Linked DNA regions of Mus musculus: region 1 is linked to region 2. A link is a loop called in an ENCODE intact Hi-C map of the cell type or tissue named here. Cell type or tissue: heart. All regions are shown on one strand. Links, peaks and the distances in the headings refer to the core of each region. The heading gives the core; the rest is flanking DNA. Region 1 overlaps Cul4a (cullin 4A). Region 2 has its middle 8.4 kb from the start of 2810030D12Rik.

Region 1 (8,419 bases), core at 1,055-6,054, 59 kb before region 2:
GATCAGATTTTCCTTCTAAATATGTGAGAGCATGCAACATAGAGTCTGTTTGCATGCTCATGTGAGGAGAAGCCAGGGGTTGTGTGTGTGTGTGTGTGTGTGTACACGTCTGTTGTAGCATTGCATATTTTTGTTACATGTTCCATACAGAATGTTGGGTCTGTGTTTCTAGGTTCAGTGCCCTATCCTAAAATGTCTGATTTCTCTTTTCTAGCCTGGAGATTTGAAAAAAAGGATTGAGTCACTTATAGACAGAGACTATATGGAACGAGACAAAGACAGTCCAAATCAGTACCACTACGTGGCATGACGCACCAGCTGACTGTCGTCTCCCAGTGAGACACACACACGAAGCACCTGAGAGTGAAGCTGCTGTGCCGTCTCCAGGTCCCTGCAGCTGCCCCGACTGTGGACGCTTGGATTCGGAGCAGAGGATGTGGTTCTTGGCTCATCCTTCCCAGGGCGCAAGGGCTTTGAGATGACACCCATCTTCCCTCCCTGCTTCTTCCCCTACTTCTTTATTGTTTCTGTTACTCTCTAACTTCGCATTGAGAAGTTCCTTCACAAGCTCTCGTTCCTCTGGCAGAAAGCCACGGGCTTGGTTTGTTGTGTGTGTGATTGTGGGACACAGTGGAATTACCCTAGCTGCTGTGTTCTTCCCCTCATGAAGACTCAGAGAGAAAGAGAGAGCCCTGGGCTGGGGCACTGGGGAGAAACTGTCCAGGCTGCCACTCGGATCTCTGCACCCTGAGCATTGGCCTCTCTTCTGTGTATTTTCAGAAAGTTGGAAACTTTGGCTTCTGTAAATCAGGTTTCTAAATGAGGTCCCTGATGTGCCAAGAGGACATCATGTCTGTCATGAGACACAGCTCACCCAGAGGGCTGCTTGTCGTTTGTTGAGGGGCTTGGGGGTTTCATGTTTGTTTCCATGCTGGTTGAGTGTGGAGGTCCTGGTTTTGGCTTTGGGGTGACTGCTGTTTGACTGTTGAAGTTGCAGTTTGTGTGATTACCATAATAAAATCGGGCCTGGTTTTATAGTCTTGCACAGAGACCGTCTTGGATCTCTGCCCTGGCACTATATGGAGTTTAGTTATGTTTGTCAAAAGGCAAAGGAATTGTTGGTTCCTGGAGACATACTGTGTGTACAGGTGGGTTGGGCAGCGAGAACGAGGCTCCATAGTGGTGTTGGCATGGTGATGATGACAGACACTTTTGCAACATTTAAAAGTACTTTATATTTTACAAAGTAGCATGTTTCATTTTGATTAAAAGCTACCAAAGGAATTTTGATCATGTATAAGTGTTTAAAGCAATATTTTCTGGAATATACCAAGTTTATATAACTCGATTTTATGCTAAATTATTAAAGGATTCTCCCTTTTTGAAACATGCATGTTTAAGATACAACATCTTTTTGGGCCCCCATATTAAAACCCTTTCTCTTTAAGTATCATTTCTATATTTGTACATTTTCATTTATGAGTTCTATGATGTGGTCTCTGAAAGACCAAATAGATTTCTATTTCTACTTCTTATTTTTAAGTTCATTGTGTCTACAAATTGTTAATATTGTAATTTAATGTAGACTTACTTTGAATAAAACTAGTTTAATTGGCCTTTAAATTACTTTACTAATACATTGGCTATGTAGATGACACTCTCCTCCTGACGGCTCAGCAGCTTTTGACAGGTAGCAAATCAGACAAAAGAAAGGAACCCGGTCACCCTCACAGGACTGCCCCTTCTCTTTCCTCCACTACAGGCACAAGTTAAGTGAGCCATCAGCCAATCGTAAGGACCTTTCACTCTCCTCGTTTCTGCCCAGTCTCTCACTCACCAACATTGTTCAGAGTCTTCTCAGAGTGAAAGTTAATGTGGAACAACACAGAGAAAATAATGGCAAACAAAAAGGGCAGCTAGACACAGAAGCTTTAAGGTTGGAATTGAGGGAACTTTTGCCTAGAAAACCTAAGAGAGACAAATGAAAAGTGACACAAAATTAGCAGAAGTCTGGTGGCCTTCCCACAATGTAGACTGTGACAAAAGGCTGTATTTCAGCAGCAGCATAAGAAAAGATGAAATACCCAGTGACGAGCAATTCTTACGAGGATTCCCCTGAATATGTGAATTATGTAGCCAGGTCATTTAGTAAAATTGTCTTAAGTAGTTAAATTAAAAAAAAAAAAAATGGAGGGGTGGTGCTAAGGATGTAACTCAGTGGAAGAGCTATTGCCCAGCAAGCTCTTAGGAAGGCCCATAGTTATGTCCAGCCCTCAAAAAAGAAGATACAAATTGTCTCTCACTTCAAAATACAGATAAGGTGCCAGCAAGATGACTCAGTGGGTCAGGGCCCTTGGAACCAACTCTGGTAACCTGAATTCAGTCCCAGAAATTCACATGATGGAAGAAGATAACCAACTCCAGCAGGCTGCCTCTGACCTCCGCAAGCACAAAATAAGTGTAAGATTTCTTTAAACTAAAAACTCAAGCAGCTGGGCACATCTGTAAGGGGTTTTTAGTTCACTGAATCGTTTGAGGTAGGAAGACTCATCTTAAATCTAGATCGTTTGAAGTGGGCGGACCCACCCTAAATCTGGCGCCACCGTCTAGCAACAGCCTATAAAAAGGCAATGGGAAAAGGGCACTTCTTTTTACCTGCTTACTCTCATTCTCACTGTAACTTCATAGATCCTGCTGCTGAGGCACCCTTCACTGCTATTAGAGCCTACTGGAGGATTCCTACAGAGTGAAGTAGTGCAGACTAGCTGAGCCATCCAGCCCCGTGGACTGAACACTTTCTGAACTTCCTGTCAAGGAAACACCTACTGTTGGACCAGCTTGACTCCAGAGCCTGTAAACCACTCTATCTGTTCTATTCTTGTAGCGCCTAGAGAAAACCCTGGCTAATACAGGCTGCATGTATGTCTGTGTACCAAGTGTTTGCCTAGGGCCTGTGAAAGTCAGAAATGGGAGTTGGATCCCCTGGGACTGGAATAACATGGTCATAAGCTATCATGTGGGTGTTGAGGCTGTCTTCTGGAAGAGCCGCCAGTTTTCTTTTGTTTGAAGCGATCTCTCTACCCCAGATTTATTTTTATTTTATGTGTATGTCTTTCCCTGCATATATTGCATCTACATCCTGTGCATTCAGTGCCCACAGTGGCCTGAGGAGGGCATCAGATCCTTTGGAATCAGAGTTAAAGGTGTAGACACTGGGAACCAAACCTGGGTCCTCTACTGAGCCCTCAGTCACTGGGTCACCTCTCCCAATGTTTATTCTACTGATAAATTTAGATAAGATTCACTTTTGTAGAGTAGAATTAATGTTGAATGGCATTTTGTTTTGTTTTGTTCTGTGTCTGAGAGTGAAGGAGAAAGGATCTTATGTAGCCCAGTGTTGTGTCTGGCCAGCGGTTCACATGTCTGAGTTCTGTTCTGGACAGGCATTTTGGAATCTGGAAGAGAAGAGGGAGCTAGGCAGCGCGAGAGAAATATGAAACCAAGACAGTTATTCTGATCAAGGTTCAATTTTAATGTCAGCAAACATGCTTTATAAAGAAGAGGGGAGGCCCATCTCTAGGCGTGCAAAGTTTCTTTGAAGTAGATAGGTCAGCCTTTTAGTGGGAACTCACGAAGATCACAGTTCCGTGCTAACTCCGGAAAATCTTGGAAGAGAACCTGTTAGGCCTCAGGCAGGTTGGGCCTGGGCAGGTAGTGGCACATCAAAGGAGCAGCACAGCAGGTGGCTCAGCTTAAGCGGCAGATGGTCACAGCCAGCCTTGCTAGGCTAGAAGGAGGTAACAGCCCAGGCTAGCTTCAAACTCACCTTGAAGCTGAGGATGACCTGGAGGTCCTGATGTGAAGTTTTAGAAATGTGCTGCTACATCCCTGGTCTGTTGGTTCTGTTTGATTTTATGGTGCTGGGATAGAACCCAGGGTATGTGCTCTACCATGGAGCCCATCCTAGGCCAGCAGCTTTTCACTTGTATGTCCTTTATACATATGTCTTATGTGTTTACCATGCAAGTGAAGAGAACTTAGGGGAGAGGAGAGGGGAAAGGAGGGGAGGGAAGGGGAGGGGAGGAGTAATATGTAAATTATTCATACACATAAATTTAAAAAGACATGGAACAATTTTGTTTGAAGGATTAAAATCCCTATCTGGGCTGGTGAGATGGCTCAGCGGGTAAGAGCACTGACTGCTCTTCCAAAGGTCATGAGTTCAAATCCCAGCAACCACATGGTGGCTCACAACCACCCATAATGAGATCTGACGCCCTCTTCTGGTGTGTTTTGACGACAGCTACAGTGTACTTATGTATAATAATAAATAAATCTTAAAAAACAAAACAAGACCAAAAAAAAAAAAAAAAGAAAGAAAGAAAAAAGAAAAAAAAATCCCTATCCACTAGGAAAACAGACCAGCAGCACACTAGATGAATGAGTTCTGCACTCAAAGGGTAGATGAGTGGAATGATCATCCGGACTGAGGCTCATACAGAGGTGATGCCAGTGGTGGGAGGTGGAAGGGAGGTCCAGGTCATCATGGAGAAGGATTGGGTTGAGGTGGGAAGGAAGGCACTGGTCACACGAGTGACTGTGGACTCGTACTGCTGTGAGTGAGAAGTAGGGCATGAGTGATGAGTGAGCAGGGACCCAGTGCTGGAGAATGTGGCTACTGGCAGCCACACTGTCCAGGGAGACAAGATCCAGGAAGAGATCAGAGAGCTGAGAGAACAGAACACACTGCTTGGAGAGAAATGAGCCCTGTGACCCTGGCTTCTGTGGGACAGGCCAGGAAAGCTCAATAGTGACAGGAGAGTGATGTATAAGGAACAGCTGACACCATAAGCAGGAACACAGGTTAGTGGGGAGAGCTGGGCTGAGGAGAGGCTGCTACTGGAGGGCGAGTGCAGAGGCCTGGTGAGCGTGTGACTGCTCTGGCACCCTTCTTTGCCATCCCCCCACACCTGCCCTCCTGTCTACCTCCCCTGTCCTTAGGCTTACCAGTTGATCATGATGAAAGTCACCTACATGGTGCCATGTCCACCGTTCTGGGTTCCTGTTGGCAGTCGGATAGTTCTTTCTTGCTTTTCTGCAAGGAAAGCACTTGGTTTCTTGGGAGACAGGAGAAGGCCATGGTGTATGCATGGAGTTTAGAAGGCCACTTAAGAATCATTTTCTCCTTTCTCCATGTGGGACCCAAAAGATAAATCAGCTTTGCCACTCCTTAGCCTTCTTCTGTTCAGAGTAGACCTTAGATTCTGGCTTTGGGTGGGCATCCCCTGGCCTGTGTACCACTTCAGGTGGTGGTCTTCAAGCACTGTCTACTTCTTTTGGAAAAAAGAAGGGGGGGGGGGGGGGTCAGGATCTTGCCAGTCAGGAGCTCAGCAAGTACACTGGTTCCCTCCTCCTCCCCAGCGCTATAATAGCAGCCATGTGCTATCCCAGGGCTTTCCTTGTTTGTGGTTTTGTGGATCAGACTCAAATTCTTGTACTTCCAGGGCAGACCCTTGACTGACTGAACAATCTTTTTTAATATTTATTTATTTATTATATGTAAGTACACTGTAGCTGTCCTCAGACACTCCAGACAAATGCATCCGATCTCATTACAGATGGTTGTGAGTCACCATATGGTTGCTGGGATTTGAACTCAGGACCTTCAGAAGAGCAGTCAGGGGCTGGTGAGATGGCTCAGGGGGTAAGAGCACCCGCCTGCTCTTCCAAAGGTCCGAAGTTCAAATCCCAGCAACCACATGGTGGCTCACAACCACCTCTAACAGAGATCTGATGCCCTCTTCTGGTGCGTCTGAAGACAGCTACAGTGTACTTACATATAATAAATAAATAAATCTTTAAAAAAAAAAAAAAAAAAAAAAAAAGAAGAGCAGTCAGTGCTCTTAACCGCTGAGCCATCTCTCCAGCCCCCTGACTGGACAAACTTACCACCGCTTTACAAACCTTTAAATAATAAAGTGTGATATATAACAATCAACCACTCCCGCTCCAGAGCCTGGAACTTTCCCTAGTCCTTCTGCCCAAGCACTAACCAAAGGGGGCCTTACTTCTGGCTCTTCCTTGAACACTCAAAGGTCATCTTAGCGCTACCTCTCCACCTGTCTAACTCAGGTGTCGTCCCTCCCTGCTTGTAGTCCTATGCCACCTGTGCTGGTGTGACCAGGAGACTGAGCTCAGGACGAGGCCCTTCTCTACGTTAGGACTCAGAAAGGCAGGCGGGCCCCAGGTGCTCCTGGGATGTACGTTCTGGTGGTGCTTCATGAAAGACTTATCTGAGAAGGAAGGGACATGATCGATTTAAGGGGATAATTATTCTTCCATCCATCCATCGCTGTAACATGCCCTCCGGTGAATCAGCGTTTTTTGTTGGAAGTTAGGTTCCTGACCTGCTGCTGATCTCCAGGCCCTCCTGAATTACTGCTGAAGGGAGGCCACGATAGTGTCTCATGTTTTGAGTAGCATAGGTCTCCACTCAAAACCAGTCCCTAAAATCACTTAGGGAATGGATGAAGTTAGGGACTGGATATAACCCATTTCCACCATGAAGAACCAGAGATCTAGTTCCAAAGTTGTTGAGAGGGGTCAGCGTCAGGACTGGAGTCAGCCACCCTCATATGTTCCTTGGTGGGAGGAGGGGGGAATCTTGGCCTCTGGCCAAGAGAGCTGAAGCCAATTCCCAACTTCTGGCCAAGGACTAGGATGAGACTCTTTCCTTTCAGGATCCCCATCCCTAAAATCTACCTGACCAGTTAATATTTCATGTTGCAATCTGGGGCTCCACTTTCAAAAATCATTCTTTTTTTTTTTTTTTTTTTTTTTTTTATAGAATGCAAACTCAAGAGAAGTTTTTTTTTTAAGATTTATTTATTTATTATATGTAAGTACACTGTAGCTGTCTTCAGACACTCCAGAAGAGGGCGTCAGATCTTGTTACAGATGGTTGTGAGCCACCATGTGGTTGCTGGGATTTGAACTCCTGACCTTCGGAAGAGCAGTCGGGTGCTCTTACCCACTGAGCCATCTCACCAGCCCCAAAAATCATTCTTAATGCAGATTGTTACCCAAATGTCTATGTGTGGTGTCCTGTGCAGCAAACAGCACCTGTAGAGAAAGAATACAGAACTATATGGAAGAGCAGAAACCCACAAAGCAGGAAGTTTTAAGGAAGGAGTGGGAGGCATGGTGAGCTGGAAAAAGCCAGGACACTAACTCGGGTCCAACAAGTAGCAGCCCAGGTCTGAGGCCAAGACCAGGAGTGTCTCCAAGACGGTGAAGCAGCGCCGGAGACAACCTAATCCAGAGACAGGAAGGAGAGCGGGCAGTCATGTTCCTAGAGAAAATTGGGGTGAAAGAATGCTCATGTGTGGTGTGCGTGTGTGGTAGTTGTCTGCCTTAGGTGGCAGCTAGGTTCAGCAAAGCCAGGTGTACGGGAAGAGACCCTCCACTCCGGGGACTCTCAGGTGGCTACCAGTAAGGTAGCCAAGGCTACCTGCTGAGTTCCCTGGGGCAGCACTGGGCTGTGGAGATGGCTAAAGAGCCAGGGAAGACAAGTGTCCACAATGGCTAAGCACTGGGACTATGAAGTCAGACACTGGGAAGTTCTGGCTTAGCTGGGCAAATTGTCCCTGGGCAAATTGCTTAAGTTCTCAGAGCTTTTGATTTTCTTATTTTCCAGGCGGAGATAATAATCTTAAAAGCTATTTCCAGCACATACCACACACCAACTGAGTAAGTCACCATAGAAATATGAATCCTTCATTTAAAAACGCCGTTGAGGTTAGTTATCAACCTGGAACTCTCTCCACTGAAAATCCATTCCTGAATGAAGCAAGCTGGAAGAACCCAGAGGGCTTAGGAGCAAGGGGGCAAGTGCTCGCACACATAAAGTTAATACTTGTTCTTTAAGAACAAGGAGCTGGGGCTGGGAAGCGAGCCCCGGGGGAAAAGTGCTCGTTGTGAAAGCGAGGACTTGAGGTTGGATCCCAATACATAAAAGTCATGAGGAACTCCAGCACCAAAGAGGTCAGAGGCAGGCGGGTCCCTGGACTCTGGCACAGCTGAAAGCAGTGAGTTCCAGAATCAGTAAGACACTGTGTCTGGGAAAGTGAGGTGAAGAGGCAGACAACAGATATCAACCTCTTATACACACACGAGCAAGCACACTTGTGCACTTGTATGTGTGGGATATTTTCCTCCTTGTCCACAACATCCATAAAATAGAGCAAAAGACAATCTGTTTGAACTTCACAGTTTTGATGCCCTAAGTAGGAAACATTGTGTGCCACTCTACAACATCAGAATTTACTAACTTAGTCAGCTTTGGGTGTACACACTGGGTGGTCTGGGCACAGATTGGTGGGAATTGCTGCCTGCATACAGGCATCCACTTTTATGGAGT
Region 2 (8,419 bases), core at 1,348-6,347:
ACTCTGAGCAGGGCCCCTCTGGGCAGCAAGTTCTCTCGACAACCCTTCATCCAGTGCCACACCCGCTTTTCTGATTCTGACAGAAAAGCTTTCTGTCCCTCCCGTGACCTGTGACCTTACAGCCAGGATGGTCAGGGCTCTCACACACTGCTCTTTTCTCAGGTATAAGTTTACCACTTACTGCCAACCACTCTCAGTCCTCAGCTTCTGTGCCTTTGGCAGGCTCTTGAGCAATCTCACAAGAGAAGAACATAAAGTCTGCACGCGGCTTTAAAGACCTTCCAACTGACGGGGGCTAAGGCCAGCAGCAGGACAGCCCAGTGGTAGAACATTTGCCTTTGACCCTCAGCACTAGGACAGACAGACAGACAGACAGACAGACAAAAGCTAACATGAAACCCTTCCGCTAAATAAAAAGGAGAAGAATTATAACATCTGCTGTGGCTGGATGATCCTCTGGGGAGACTTTTGTTTGTGTTTGAAATTTTCCATCCTTCCTCTTGGAAGCTTCCACTGGCTTCCACCCCAGCCCTGTGCCCTGGGCAGCTTCCTAATGTAGAAGTGAGGCAGGACGCACGCCACCTGTCCAGATGCTGCGGTCCTGAGGACCAGGTCACAGTGCACACTTTTCTCTGCAAAGGGCTCAGGAGAGTTACTGCTTCCGTGTCCAGGCAGTGGGGCAGTGCAGAGCCATGAATAGTGATGAATGGATCAGCTTAGAGGGGGACCCCAGTGACCCCAGAAAATGTTCAGATTGTGCATGTCTTTAATACCAGCACTTACGAGTCCTGAGGTAAGTCTATGAGTTCTGGGCCAGTTTGGTCTATTGGTCTACATACTGAGTTCCAGCCAGGGCTACAGAGTGAGACCTTGTCTCAAAAACAAAAGAAAACAAACAAGCAAAACCCTGAATCTTCAGATCCTCTCCTTCAGAACTTCCCAGGTCCTACTTAGCACTTTGGGTGAGGCCTACACAGGGCCTAAGTAGGGGTCTAAATAGGGGCCATCTAGGCTACCACTTCACCCTAGCCTCAGGGTCTTAGGAAGGACTGGCTTAGCTCAGCCAGACCTGTGAGAGTGACTTCAACAGGTCACTTGACTTACAGGAGAAAGCAGGGTGGCAGCATGACCAACCTCAGGTCCCCATGCCTTTGAGCTGGCGACTTCATCCCTGTGAGATCCTGAAGTCTGGGGCTGGAGAGATGGCTCAGGGGTTAAGAGCACTGAAAGAGGCACTGACTGCTCTTCCAAAGGTCCTGAGTTCAAATCCCAGCAACCACATGGTGGCTCACAACCATCCATAATGAGATCTGACAAGCCCTCTTGTTGTGTCTGAAGACAGTTACAGTGTACTTACATATAATAAATAATTCTATAAAAAAAAAGAGAGAGAGATCCTGAAGTCACCGAATGTAGAGTCACCTGAGCAGATGCAAAAGGCACTCCCAGCGCCTGGCAGCCCATCCCCTGAGATTGTATCCAAGGGAACTTTAAAGAAAGCAAACAGGTTTAGGGTGGTGAATGGGTGGGGCTTGGGGAAGCTGGGTGGGTCCAGACCTGCCAGTTCCCTGAATGGATCTCCGAAGGGTCATCATGAAGCTGGGGACTGGCTCCAAATGCAGCTTGTAAAACAGAGTGTGTGTTAGTCATATAAAATAATGGGTTTCCTTCTGACATCACCGTGCACGTGCTTTATAACCTACTGGCCCAGAGCTGACCCCCATCCTTGTAGGCAGAGCCTACTCCCATCAGCCTCTTGTGGCCTGATTATCTCTGTGGGGAGGTTAGCAAGTAGGAGACAAGCATCTGTCCCTTTTAAGGACACCACACTGTTTTTTACCATATTCTTCCCTGGGTGGAATTGCCTTGACAGCATTCTGAAGGCCCTTGAGAGAGATTAGAGATGAAAGTCTCTGAAGCTGCTAATCCCATGATTTGGGAGGCAGAGGCAGGGGAATTACTAGTTTGAGAGGAGTATGAGTAAGATTTTGTCTGGGGATTGGGAGAAGAGGAGTGGAAGGGGGAAGGAGGAGGAAGAAGGAAGGAGAGAGAAGAGGGGGAGGGGAGGGGAGAGGGGGAGGGGAAGGAGGCAGGGGTGGGGAGAGGAGTAGGAAAAGAAAAAGCTAGGCAGACAACCTATTGACAATTCCCTGGGGGACAGAAGACCTCTCTGGTTCAGAGTTTGGGTCACTGTGGTTCTCCACCTCTGGACAGCATGACCAGACAGAACACAGCCCTGTCATGGAAAGCCAAAGGAAAAGCACATTTCCCTAGCAGTCCTGTGGAAGGACTGTCATCCAGATATTCCCACCACACACCCTGCCTCTCCTCCCATGGCTTCAGGATAACGAGATGATATTGTTTCTTTTTTCTTTTTGACTTCTACATTTCATGTAAATGTATGCCTATCTCAATTAGGTTTTGACAGTTCTTGGGGAATATGCACGAAATTTCCCAGAAAGGAGTTGCTTTTTCAAGTTGAACCTTCTGCGAGGAGACTGATCAACCAATGTGGAGAGGTTGGAATGTTGCAAGTTCAGAGCCAACTTATCTCAGGCCATCTTTAATCTCTCCTGACAGTCCTCGAAGCTATGTGACAGAGGTGGAGCACCTGGAATGCATAGAGAACCAGGTTCCCTTTGGAAAATATTCACTCGCTTCCACCAGCCCAAACCCGAAGGTACCATCAGTACGTGAGGCCTACAACAGGGTTCTCTGTTTTCCTGTAGCCAGCCTCTCTGATGCTCCCAACAATGTATTTGAAAAGCACCTTGATTCATTTTTATTTATTTATGACTTTATTCCATTACTAGAGAAACTTCGTAAAACTGCTTCCACACTGTTAACCCAGAATTTAGGGGAAACTAACTCTCTCTGGGTTCCATGGTCACGGCCATGGTCACTCACATTTATCTCCAAAATAAACGTCTCTTATCTTCTCTGAGAGAGGGAGAGAGAGAGAGAAAGTGTTATGGTTTTGATTTGATAGGAGTTTGAGGCCAGCCTGGGTTTGAGACATGAGGTCCTGTCTCAAAATAAAGAGAAATAATAAAAATTAAAACAGAGCCAGCAAGTAGGCTCAGGAGGTTAAAAAACCAAATGTTCACATAACCTCATGGCCTGAGCCCCATCCCCAGAGCCCGTGTAAATAAGCCAGATACAATGGCTGACATCTGTAACCCCAGCAGCTCTATGTCAAGACGAAAGATGGAGACAGAAGCTCTTGGGCCAGCTTACCTGGAGCACACTACATGCCAGAAACAAGAAGGGAAACCCTGCCCCAAAACCAGTGGAAGAAGAGAATCGACTCTTGAAAGTGGTCCTCTGACCTTCACACACACAGTGTGGCACTCATACACCCACACTCACACGAGCACACACATGTGCACACACAGTGATAATAAAATGTTAAAATAGACCAGTATAGCTAGTCATGGCGGCTCATGACTAGATCACGTATAGATCAGGTATAGCTAGTCATGCCTGGACTAGGGATGCTGAGGCAGAAGGATTATGAATTTGAGGCCAGCCTGGGCTATATAGGAGTTCATGGCCAACCTGGGCCACCTAGTGAGACTATATCTTGAAGAAGAGGAGGGGCTGGCTCAGTGGTTAAGAGCACCAACTGCTCTTTCAGAGGTCCTGAGTTCAATTCCCAGCAACCACATGGTGGCTCACAACCATCTATAATGGGATCTGATGCCTTCTTCTGGTTCTGGTGTGTTTGAAAATAGCTACAGTATACTCATGTACATAAAATAAATAATTCAGAGAGAGAGAGAGAGAGAGAGAATTGAAGGAGCAGGGTACAGGCTTTGACTGCCACCTTCTGGGTGTGAGCAGCCAGCCTTGGCAGTGTCTGTTTAGACACAGGAACAGTGGGACCATCTAGGGACAACAGTGCCTCTGGCTTTCTTGCCCTGCTGCAGAACAGTGACTAAGCACATTTGGAGACTGTGGTCCCTGTAAGGAAATGCTACTTCTGAGATACCTAAATATGAAAACTAATAGGTTGCAGTATTTATCAGCCTTGGAAATGAGACACTGAGAAAGGCTTGGTCCAGCTTCCAGGGTTGGGTCTATGTCTTGGTGGGTTTAACGGAATCCTGGGTGGTGTCAGGCCTCCGGAAAATGCAGAATTGTCAGCCTCACCCTGTTCCTTGAAGAAGTCACCTGCTCCTCCCCACAGGGAACATCTGTGCCAAGAGGCTCCTCCCCCATGGAGAATGCGACTCTCCCTGCCTCTCCCCTGTCAGCTGGCCAGAGCAGCCTGGAGAGCATCCGTCAGCTTGCCAGCTGCACGCCTGCCCTTCTTTCTCAATCTAGCTTAAGTTTAATTTAATATTTTTGATTTGCATAGAAAGTAACAGGTGCCCTCGTGACATTTTTCAAACATGCTTGCTTTTGGTTGACCAACCTCTCCCCCTGCTCCTGCCCATCTCCCTGATTTGGGTTTATTTCTTTGTTTTACATTCATTTGTGTTATTATTTATTGTGTGCCTGTGTGCACATATACATGCACAGGTGCACATGCATGTTCTTGCACACACACATGTGGAAGTCAGAGGGCAGCTCCCTGGAGACAGTTCTCTTATCCAACAATCTCTTCCACAGTGTGGGGTTCAGGTATTGAACTCAGATAGTCAGACTACATAGCCCTGGCTGGTTTCACACTTCTGGTGATTCTCCGGCTTCAGACTCTTGGATGCTGGGATTACAAGCATGCACCTATAGCAAGCCATGCCCTCCCTGTGCATTAGCATCTGGTACATAATCTTGGGGACTGGTGTGTCGTAAACACACACGTCAAGCACAGCGGGCAGCTTGGCCATTTGTCAAGTAGCAGCCTGGTGTCTTTGTGGCGTAGACTGGAGGTGGCACTGGGAAGCCAGGGACTAACCCTGAATGAAGCTGACTTAATTAGGGTTCTTGTTCTTGATGTAAGGTCAAAGCAAGAAGCTCAGATGCCCATAAAGGGTGGCCTGCACTCCAGTGGGGACTAACCTCACAAGTTCTGAGCACTGGGACTCTGGCCTGTTTATTTTTAGAAGCTGTTGACATTTATCAACAGCCAGTTCCACCCCTGCCACTCCTTAAGCCAAAGCCTTACTTACAGCTGTCTGAAAGCATAGGCAAAAGACAGTGTTGGCTCCCAGCCTCTCCCACCCCTACTGAATCCTGTCCACCAATGTCAGGGCTGCACTGTGTTTTGTTTGTTTGTTTGTTTTTATTTTTATTAATTTTTAAATATTATTTTTTTCCATTTTTTATTAGGTATTTAGCTCATTTACATTTCCAATGCTATACCAAAAGTCCCCCATACCCACCCACCCCCACTCCCCTACCCACCCACTCCCTCTTTTTGGCCCTGGCGTTCCCCTGTAGTGGGGCATATAAAGTTTGCGTGTCCAATGGGCCTCTCTTTCCAGTGATGGCCGACTAGGCCATCTTTTGATACATATGCAGCTAGAGTTAAGAGCTCCGGGGTACTGGTTATTTAAATATTATTTATTTATTTATTATTATTTATATGCGTACACTATAGCTGACTTTAGATACACCCCAGAGCTTGAGCTATGAGCCACTCCACATGGGTGCTGGGATTCCACCTCCAGCCCGGTTGACTGAGCAGTCCTTTAGCGGCTGATCCATCTTCCCAGCCCATACCCTCTTAAAGCTGGCAGAGTACAAACAACAGCTTTGGGATCGTCCTGAGTGTGGACTAAAGACTGGCTCAATAGCTGCGCATCCATCCCCACCATCCCCTTCTTCCCACAGCACAGCTCGGCTTCCTGCTCTGCACAGGCACTGCCACTCCTGTGTGCTGTCTGTCCATCCAGATGCCTCACCTGATAGAACCCTGCTCACTTTCCTCTGTGTTTTTTTATTTCCTTCATCTTCTGTCATCAAGGGTGATGGGAGTGTAGGTCCCAGGGTGTGAACATGGTTTTGTTACTTTTTGTTTCAGCGTGGACACAGTTTTGTTACTTTTGTCTCAGGCGCTTCACCAGATGCACTCGGGCTGTTCCATTTCTTCTGAGTTATTGGCTAAGTTCCCACTTGGTAGGTCAGGGTCTGCAGAAGAAAGCTCCACCACAGAAGACTGCGAGGAGCGTCCGCAAGGGGCTCAGCGACTCGGAAGAGCTCTGAGTATGCAAATAGAACACTTTGATTTTCTTCTGTCAGAGTCATCGAAAAGACGAGCATACTTTCGTATTTAATTTTTTTTCTTCTATGTATTTATTTGTTGATTTGTTTTGGGGGGCACCGAACACAATGGTGCAGAGGTGGAGGAACAACTTTCAGGGGTCAGTTCTCTCCTTTTGCGGGAGCAGAAGATAAACATCATCCCTAGAAGGCAGAGAGATATGGGAAAGGTCACAGAGAGAGAATCATGGTGGCAAACGGGTTCTCCCGACCTGAGACCAAAAAAAAAAAAAAAAAAAAAGGCCTGGGGATGCTATGGGGGTGTTGGGGGGGGGGATCCTTCCAGCGCTCCCGTTCCCGTTCAAGCTGGTCAGATATGTACAAGGCCTGTCCTAAGCATGCTTACCCAAAGTGTGGGCATATATACTCCCCTTTCTTTGTTTAAACGGAACAGCCCACTATCAGGGGAGGGGAATTTGCCCTGTGCTACCAAAACAACAGAACAATTTAAAAGACCTAGGTTGGCCCAGGGAATTTAGCTATCAGTGTCCTCTCTGTTTTGCAGAGAGTCTTTCTCTCTGTACTTTACTCTCTGACTCTCTCTGTTTCTCTCTCTCTGCCTCTGTCTCTCTGTTTCTAATTCTCTCTCTGTGTGTTATTTGTGTTTTTGTGTACCTATGTGTGTGTGCATTCTTCGCTTGTAATAAATTTTGTCAGCCGGGTGTGGTGGCGCAAGCCTTCAATCTCAGCACTCGGGAGGCAGAGGCAGGCGGATTTCTGAGTTCGAGGCCAGCCTGGTCTACAAAGTGAGTTCCAGGACAGCCAGCGCTATACAGAGAAACCCTGTCTCGGAAAAACAAAAACAAAAACAAACAAACAAACAAAAAACAATAAATAAATAAATAAATAAATTTTGTTGCCTGTTGCTGCTGCTGTGTTTGAGACTTTATTTTTCTGTTTTTAAAAAAGGATTTATTTATTTATTTGAGCACACTGTAGCTATTTTCAGACACACCAGAAGACGGCAACAGCTTCCATTACAGATGGTTGTGAGCCACCATGTGGTTGCTGGGAATTGAACTCAGGACCTCTGGAAGAGCAGTCAGTGCTCTTAACTGCTGAGCCATCTCTCCAGCCCTCTTTATTTTTCTTTTATGAGTGTTTTGATGCATATACATGCACCACAAGCATGAAGTACCAAAGGAGGCCAGAGGAATGCATCGGCACCCCTGGGAATGGAGTTACAGACAGTTGTAAGGCACTATATGCTGGGAACTGAGCCCAGGTCCTCTACAAGAGCAGCAAATGCTCTTGACCACAGAACTGTGTCTTAAGTACCATGCCTTTTAATTCTGGTAAATCCTCACATTCTCCTAGCAACATAGAAATATGACCTATATACAATAAAACTCACCCACTTGATGTTTCCAGTTTTCAGTGGCTCTGCTGTGTGAGCCTCAGAACAGTGTATCTTTCAATGCCCAGATGGCTGCATGACCCTAAACTCTTCCTCGTGGATGGTCGTCACACAGAGGCTTTTCAAGGGCAGAGGTGAGCATCAGCGTCCTATCCACCGGGTGCTGCGGGTGCTGTTGTTTCTGCTATCATTGAGGCTGTGCTGGGCATTACTGAGGCTGTTGGAGTACCATGGACATCGGGTCTGCACCTCAGCAGGTCCATGTTTGCTTTACTCTTCTGTCCCTTTAATCTCGTATCTCCTCAGTTCTTTGATTATTGGTGCTTTGTGGAAGTGCATGCGTGCGTGCGTGCGTGCGTGCGTGTGTGTGTGTGTGTGTGTGTGTGTGTGTGTTGTGCATTTCTTGTAGCTTCTTGCTGTGAATGGACCCATGTCTTCCTTACACATAGGAATGTTTGTCCCATAAGGCAAACTCTGCCTCTTCTCTTTTTTGTTTTGTTGCGGGCGGGGGGCGGGGGCGGGGGCGGGGGGCGGGGGGCGGGGGCGGGGGGCGGGGCGGGGGGCGGGGCGGGGGGGAGTATGTCCAGGCTTCACGCCTTGCTGGCTAGCGTCCAGGAGACCTACCTTGTCACCTAAAGAGTGAAAGCTTGAGGTCCTGCCCCGTGTTGGTAAGGAGATGCATCAGGATGACAAGCCTTTGCCACCAGAAACCCTCGGGAGTTTTTCCACGTAATGAACCTCCACGCAGGTCAATCTGAGTCTGCACTCCGCTGCTCCAGAGGAGTTGAAGAGCAAAGATGGTCACTGATCTTGTTTCCCATTTTTCTCCCAGTCAGAACCTCTGGTGGCAGAGAT

What was found. Hi-C counts contacts between places; a loop is a spot of excess contacts. Peaks named below come from ENCODE experiments on the same cell type or tissue, not always from the same donor. Only the 100,000 strongest peaks of a DNase experiment are listed, where the experiment ranks them.
Region 1: a loop joins it to region 2, with 2.1 times the contacts of the local background. A loop is called at or near these places in 16 of 42 quality-filtered maps.

Annotation. Positions count from the first base shown.
Region 1 is chr8:13,146,318-13,154,736 of GRCm38, forward strand. It overlaps Cul4a (cullin 4A), which reads left to right. Exons shown (of 20, transcript NM_146207.3): 20 at 215-1,623. The coding sequence ends at 310. Among named protein-coding and RNA genes, the nearest start is that of Lamp1, 8.6 kb to the right of the region's middle. In heart, for the core only: a CTCF peak has its summit at 3,175 (motif pointing right); no DNase peak of the experiment used is centred there.
Region 2 is chr8:13,204,946-13,213,364 of GRCm38, forward strand. No RefSeq gene overlaps it. Among named protein-coding and RNA genes, the nearest start is that of 2810030D12Rik, 8.4 kb to the left of the region's middle. In heart, for the core only: a CTCF peak has its summit at 3,844 (motif pointing left); DNase peaks (open chromatin) are centred at 3,928, 4,216 and 5,016; H3K4me3 peaks cover 204 bases; H3K27ac peaks cover 4,464 bases.